Regions from separate parts of the Mus musculus genome. Here region 1 is linked to region 2. A link is a contact called in ENCODE Hi-C data. All regions are on one chromosome and are shown on one strand. The core of a region is the stretch at or near the end of the contact, and the rest is flanking DNA. Distances in the headings are between cores, read along the strand shown.

What was found. A loop is a pair of places that touch in the nucleus more often than their neighbours do.
Region 1: a map of v-Abl transformed pro-B cells shows a loop between it and region 2 (2.3-fold over the local background). The contact joins two enhancer-like sites. A Hi-C loop is called at or near these places in 2 of 37 maps with a recorded cell type or tissue (CH12.LX and v-Abl transformed pro-B cells).

The regions. Positions count from the first base shown.
Region 1 is chr11:68,870,312-68,873,458 of GRCm38, reverse strand. No RefSeq gene overlaps it. Among named protein-coding and RNA genes, the nearest start is that of Rnf222, 17 kb to the left of the region's middle. Within about 2 kb of position 1,623, at least 1 of the 3 ENCODE cell types and tissues checked has a DNase peak (open chromatin) inside an H3K27ac peak, as active enhancers do.
Region 2 is chr11:68,730,600-68,733,894 of GRCm38, reverse strand. All of the region lies in intron 3 of Myh10 (myosin, heavy polypeptide 10, non-muscle), which reads right to left. Among named protein-coding and RNA genes, the nearest start is that of Myh10, 40 kb to the right of the region's middle. Within about 2 kb of position 1,624, at least 1 of the 3 ENCODE cell types and tissues checked has a DNase peak (open chromatin) inside an H3K27ac peak, as active enhancers do.

The DNA of each region.
Region 1 (3,147 bases), core at 374-2,873, 140 kb before region 2:
AAAGCTTTGCCTCAACCTGCAAAACCCTAGTCCTGTTGCAGTGGGTCCCTCAGCTCAGGTACAGCTTGTCTGTGTGCTTCGGTATGGGTTTGTTTGACATGACCACAGCCATCTTGAGTCATAGCCACCGTGATTGCCCCTGAGTAACCCTGGCCGGTTTTTCCTGTATGGTCTCCCAGCAAACCACAACTAGATAAAACCATTAAAGTCAAATATGGGGCTTTGAACAACCAGACCCTGGCCCCAGGAATACACCCGACTCTTTGATATTTTGTTATGAGATACCAGGTATGTTCCAGCCAGGATGAAGTCACTTTTGTCCCAGCCCACAAGTATACTCCTCTTTCTGACCCAGATTGCCAGCTATAGTTTTTACTGTCACTCAAGACTATACTTCCTTAGTAAGTTCTATAGTAAACCCCTCTCTCTGTAACCTTACATGTCTGCCTATCTGTCTGAGGTATCCTGTCCCCTTGAGGTCAGTTCACAGTTTAGGACTGGGTTTAAATAGGGCCATGTTTCCATCAGATCACTGAGAGCCACAAATATTTATAGACTAACTTCCAGTACTTGCTGGCCCCTCCTAGGCACCTATTAGAGACAAGTATGTACAAAACCTGCCTTCTCTGAGAATAAAGACACCCCTATGGGAAATGACTTCCCAGGGAAGCTTCTTGTTTTGTGTTGTTAACAACAGATAAGGCATTGTTATTTTGTTTTCCATAAGACGGACATTTGTAGACTAGACAGGAGCAGGCAATAACTTTAACGTGTTATCCGTGCCCACTTTTACTAATGGCTCCTGTTCTATTTGGTAAGACTAATGGGCACAGGAGAACGGCAGTCACTGTGGAGGCAAGAGACGTGGATGGCTTACGTGATCTGATAAAGACTTAGGGAATGGACCAGCCTTGGAAAGGCAGGAAGGGGACAATGCTGACAGCTCAAGGGACTCACTGGATCTTGGGATTTATATGGAGGTAGTTATACACATTATCCCATCTGAGCGGCAAACAGTGGCAGGAGTCAGCACTGGTGTTAGCTCCAATTCCTAAGAGGGAAAACGAGGTTCAAGGATGAAAAGTCTAAGCTCTCTGCCTTTAAGATTGTGTTCTCTTCTCTCTCTCTCTCTCTCTCTGGTTTGTTTTGGTTTTGAGCACTGGCCACAGAGCCCAGGGCCTTACCCAGGCTGGGCAAGTAGAGTACCACTGAGCCACACCCACGAACCCCTAATTTGAGCTCTTACTTGCTGTGTTATTGCACCGGCGTAGACATAAAAACATTGGCACCTGTTTGTCTCCTCCACTAAATTAGTTAGCCAGCGTTCATTCGTCCTTAGGGACAGAGGGGAGAAGTGGGTGAGAGGACCAGAAGCAGCCGTTCACACGCAGACAGCAGAGGTGGAGAGCCTTGAAGCTATGACTGGCATTTCTTACTCCCTTGCCCAAGCTCCCAGGTCTTGCTCAACTCCAGCTGAGTAACAAGGCTGGCAGGGTTGCCTCACTACTTGACAGCAGGCCCCAGCCTTCCTGGCTCAAACTCACTTCCTGTCCCAGAGTCTCTTTTGTCAGACATGATTGAGTCTCCTTCTTCCTGTTGACCTCTGCTTTTTCCCAGCTGGCCCCGGGTGGTCCCCACGTGCTGCTGTGAACCAGATCAGCTGAGGAGCCAGGACCAGGTGCCTTGCAACTTTGGGGGATTGGAGTGAGGGAGGGGAAGGAATGGGTGGGGGGCTTGGGCGTGGCCTGAGAGACACCAGAGTGGAGGCTTCTGGTGTCTGAGAACCCTTTCTGCCCATATGGTGGCCAGTTAGGATGAATGCCATTATGTCCCTGTGATAGGTGACACTAGGCATTTGCTATGGTGCCTTTTTTCTGAAAACACAGTTATCTTCCCTCATCTGGATCCTGATCACCTTGATTTGGTTTTTATTTCCTGGCCGCCTGCTAGTATTTCTTGGAGGGGCGGGGAGCTTTTTGGGTTCAGACAAGTTTATCTGGGCTGATGGAGAGACAATCAGGGTGAGGCAATGATGTCATGCCGGACTGAACAAGTGAGGGGCTTGTTTTGAAGTCTTGGCTGCTTCTAAATCGCTCAACTCCTGACGGGCCAGCGGCTTCTTTCGTTCTGTCTTCTTGCCTATGGATGGCGAAGTATTTTTATTTTATTTGAACTCGTCCAGAGCTTGTAGGACAATGGTTATGAAAGTGTTTCCTACACTGTAAGGAGGTTGTGTTTCTCAAGGCTTGGGGCTCTCTTTATTTCGTTTTCTAAATGGAACTAGACATACTTTTTCCATGATACTATCTTATTTGATAAAATACAAGCTATCCATGCAGAGACACTGACAATCTTTGTATAAGTATATCCTCAAATATGAGCACTTTGACCTACAAACATAGACATTTTATCTATTTTTATGTGTATGTCTGTGGGTGTGTATGTGCACACATCCATGGGTTCCCTTAGAGACTAGACACTTGAATCCCCTAGAACTGGAGTTAAAGACACTTGTGAGCCTCCATGTGGGTGCTGGGAAGCAAACCCAGCCCTCTGCAAGAACAGAAGTTCTCGTAACCATTGAGCCATCTCTCCAGCCCCCCCCCCCCCCCCAGTCAGTCCCCTTTGAGCCAGGGGCTCACATCTATTAGTCTTGGCTGGTATAGAATTTGCTATGCAGATCAGGTTGGCCTTGGGTCTGTCTTGATTTTCCTGCCTCTGCCTTCTGGGTGCTAGAATCACTGGTGTGTGCAGCCTCACCCGCTCCCAACAACCTCACCTGGCCTCAAAATACACATGCTTTTGAGACAGGCTATGATGTTGACCTTGAACCCTGACTCCTCCTGTGCACACCCATCCAGTGTGAGGATTACAGGCATGAGCCATCACACCCAGCTGACATACACACTTTCAATAAATTTTTTAATGTTGAATTCTACTTACCGTCCTGTAACTTCTTTGCATTTAATGTCTTTTGAGTCATCGTATGCTGATTCACAAATATCCACCCTGTCCTGGACTGCTGTACCATATCCCATGTGTGGATGTAGCATGCATGGCTTGGTAAAGTAAACTGATTTGTGGGTAGTGATAGGCTTTCAGTGTGAGTCTATAAAAGTAAGCTGTACTGCAGAAAACACCATTAAA
Region 2 (3,295 bases), core at 375-2,874:
CACATCTACATAGTTAATAGGATAAGAGTTCTAATTACTTGCAAGTATTCTTATCGTATTGCACAGTGTGTGTACGTACATGCGGTCCTGGGGACTGAACCCAGGACTTCATGTATGTCAGGCAAGCACTTACCCACTGAACTACATTCCGGCTGTTATGTTTTTTTTAACAGAACTGAACAGTCTGCTACGCTTTAAGAGGCACTGTGGGTCACAGGCCCTGGCACAGGCAGCTACTTTAAGAGGCACTGTGGGTCACAGGCCCTGGCACAGGCAGCTACTTTAAGAGGCACTGTGGGTCACAGGCCCTGGCACAGGCAGCTACTTTAAGAGGCACCGTGGGTCACAGGCCCTGGTACAGGCAGCTACTTTAAGAGGCACTGTGGGTCACAGGCCCTGGCACAGGCAGCTACTTTAAGAGGCACTGTGGGTCACAGGCCCTGGCACAGGCAGCTACTTTATTGCCTTCAATCTATGCTCACTGTTCTTCTGGTAGATGCCACCAGGTACCCAAAAACTAAACACATCTGTTCATATATTCTATGTTAAACTAAGTTATACACAAAAACTCTGCTACTGTGTTGGCCCCCACTCAAATCTTTCTTTCTTCCTTTTTAAAAACAGAATCTTTCAATGTAGCCTTGGCTCCTGGGACTTGCTATGTAGACTAGAATGGCCTTGAATTCACAAAGATCCACCTGCCTCTGCCTTCCAAGAGCTAGGATTAAAGGTGTGTGCCACTTGCCCACCTGGATCAAGACTTTTTCTGCATGGGGCGGGAGGGAAGGCTTTTGAGACAGGGTCTCTGTGTAGTTCTGCTGTCCTGGAACTCAATCTGTAGGCCAGGCTGGCCTGGAACTCAGATTAACCTGCCTCTGCCTCCCAAGTGCTGGGATTAAAGGCTTCACAACTACACCCAGCTTCAAGACTATTTTTAAAATAGGTTTTTAAAAATTCTTACAAATTGTACTTATATATGAGATGCAATGTGATATTTCAGTGTACGTATAACATATCATGATATGACCAGGGTGCCAGGTATATCCATCAGTCCATCAGCTCAGCTATCGCTGCTTCTCGTGGAAAGCATTCACAATCTTGTATATCAGCTATTCTATAACCTACAACTGTCAACCATGGTCACCGACTACGCTATGAACTTTAAAGTGATTTCTCCTATCCTGCACTACTGTACTGGGGAACAACTCTCTCCACCTCACTCTCAGTACTCAGTGTTTGTTGCTGTTGTTTTAACGCTAGACTCAGCCCCTAAGCTGGTCCTGGACTTGTGACTCTCTTGTAGCCACCTGGTGAGTACCAGAAGTACAGGTGTGTACCAGCATGCCTGGCTCGATAGTTAATTCTTACTGTTACCTAACGATCCTGTTAACTTTTACCCTGGCTGCCACACACAACACTGACATTGGAGATTCGATGTCTGTCCCAGCAGTCCCACAACAACGCAGGCTCCACCTCTGAGGCCCTGCTGGCTTACTACAGTTCTATGTGCACTAGAAACCTTCCCTAGGGTCCCCGCTACTTCTTCCCGCAGGCATATACTGGCCTAGACAAGCAGCACTGCCATTTGCTCCCCCAGAGCTCTGCTTGCATTGTCAGCCTTGGCAGGCTATTGGGGTTTTTAAGTCCACTGGAAGAAATCTGGCATCGGACACCATGTTGGTACTGGTGAGACGCTGGAACTGTAATCTTTGTTCCAGGCTGAGTTTGCACCAACCACCTGCAGTGACCACTGCTCCTTGTGGCTCTTCACCTATGAATTCATGATTTTCAGGAAGAGTGTATTTCTCTTTTACTTCTACTTATCTCTAATATTCTAAAGGTCTAGAAGAAGAAAGATGGGGTGATGTAAAAATGGAGAAATTTATGACAAAGGAATTAAAAACCGCTTGTAAGACAGAACAGAAACAGTTTACCAAGTCTCATCTACTGCTTTGTTGTTTTGTTTTGTTTTGTTTTGTTTTGTTTTGAGACAGGTCTTTAGGTTACCCCTGGCTTTCCTGGAACTCTCTATGTAGAGCAGATTAGCCTCCAACTCAGAGATCTGCCTGCTTACTCTCATATGTGAGCCTCAGATCCTTGAACGCTCTGATCGACTTCTACACAACACCATGATACCAAGTTTTAAAAACGACTTTCTTGAGAAGGGGTATTTATTTTTTAACATTAAGGAAACTAAAACACTAGGCTAGGGGTGTCACTCAGTGGAACTGTGTTTGCCAAACATACGTGAGTGCCCTAAGCTCAAGAATTCAACAGCCAGTACAAAAAAGAAAAGAAGTGTAAGGAAAGACAGAAAAAAAAAAAAAAAAATCAAAACCAAAAAAAAAAAAAAAAAAAAAGAACAAAAAGAAGCCCCAAACCCACACCAAACTATACACACACACAAAATAAGCAGTCTCCTAACGCGTCCATAAAAGCGCTGGATCTCCCTGGATCTGTAATACCCAGCACTGTCTGAAGTGACGACCTCTCCCTTCCCCATACGGACATCCATCCTCCTGCAGCACTAACAACGAAGGCTCTTCCTCCCAGACTCATGCACTGCTCTCTCTCTGACCTTGTACTGCTCTAGAGTTTCTCTCAGTCTCTCTAATAGCACCTAGAGGAACGGGCCTGAGATCTCCAAGACCCTTCCAAGTCTATGACACCGTCCTCTCAATCCCGACCTCTGGGTTCAGTTTCACCGACTCCTCCTTTCCTAAACTGCCAAGAGAGGCACCATGACAGTGCACAAGGACGCTCCAACTCCAAAAACCCATAAATGTATCTAGACAGTGACAATTATAATGAAAAGAAACTCAGTTAAAAAAATCCAATCAACTGTCTAATGAGGAGACACGTGTGCTAGCACAGCCAGCCCAGTGTTTTCCACAGTGCCTTCCAAAAACCACAGGAGGAGACACTCAGTATAGCTGACATAAGCCACAGGCCCAGCAGCGGCAATGTTCAAATCAACAATCGCAGCCCCCATCATAAAAGCCTAGGAAAGAGCAAATGAAACCCCAAGAGAGGAAACAATAAAGAACAGAAAGTATCACAGTGGAAAACAGAGTTTGGGGGTGGGGGGCTTACTTAAAAAAAAAAAAAAAAAAAAAAAGCAAACCATACAAAACCAACTTTCTACAGTCTTCAGAAAATAAAGAGGGAGAAACAGTTCCCAGTCTACTCTAAGAGACAAGGCTTACTTCAGCCAGATGCTAAGCCTGGAAGGAAATGTAACAGAAAGCATGTATCTCATCAATGAACACACAAGACATTCTTAACAAAGCAAGAG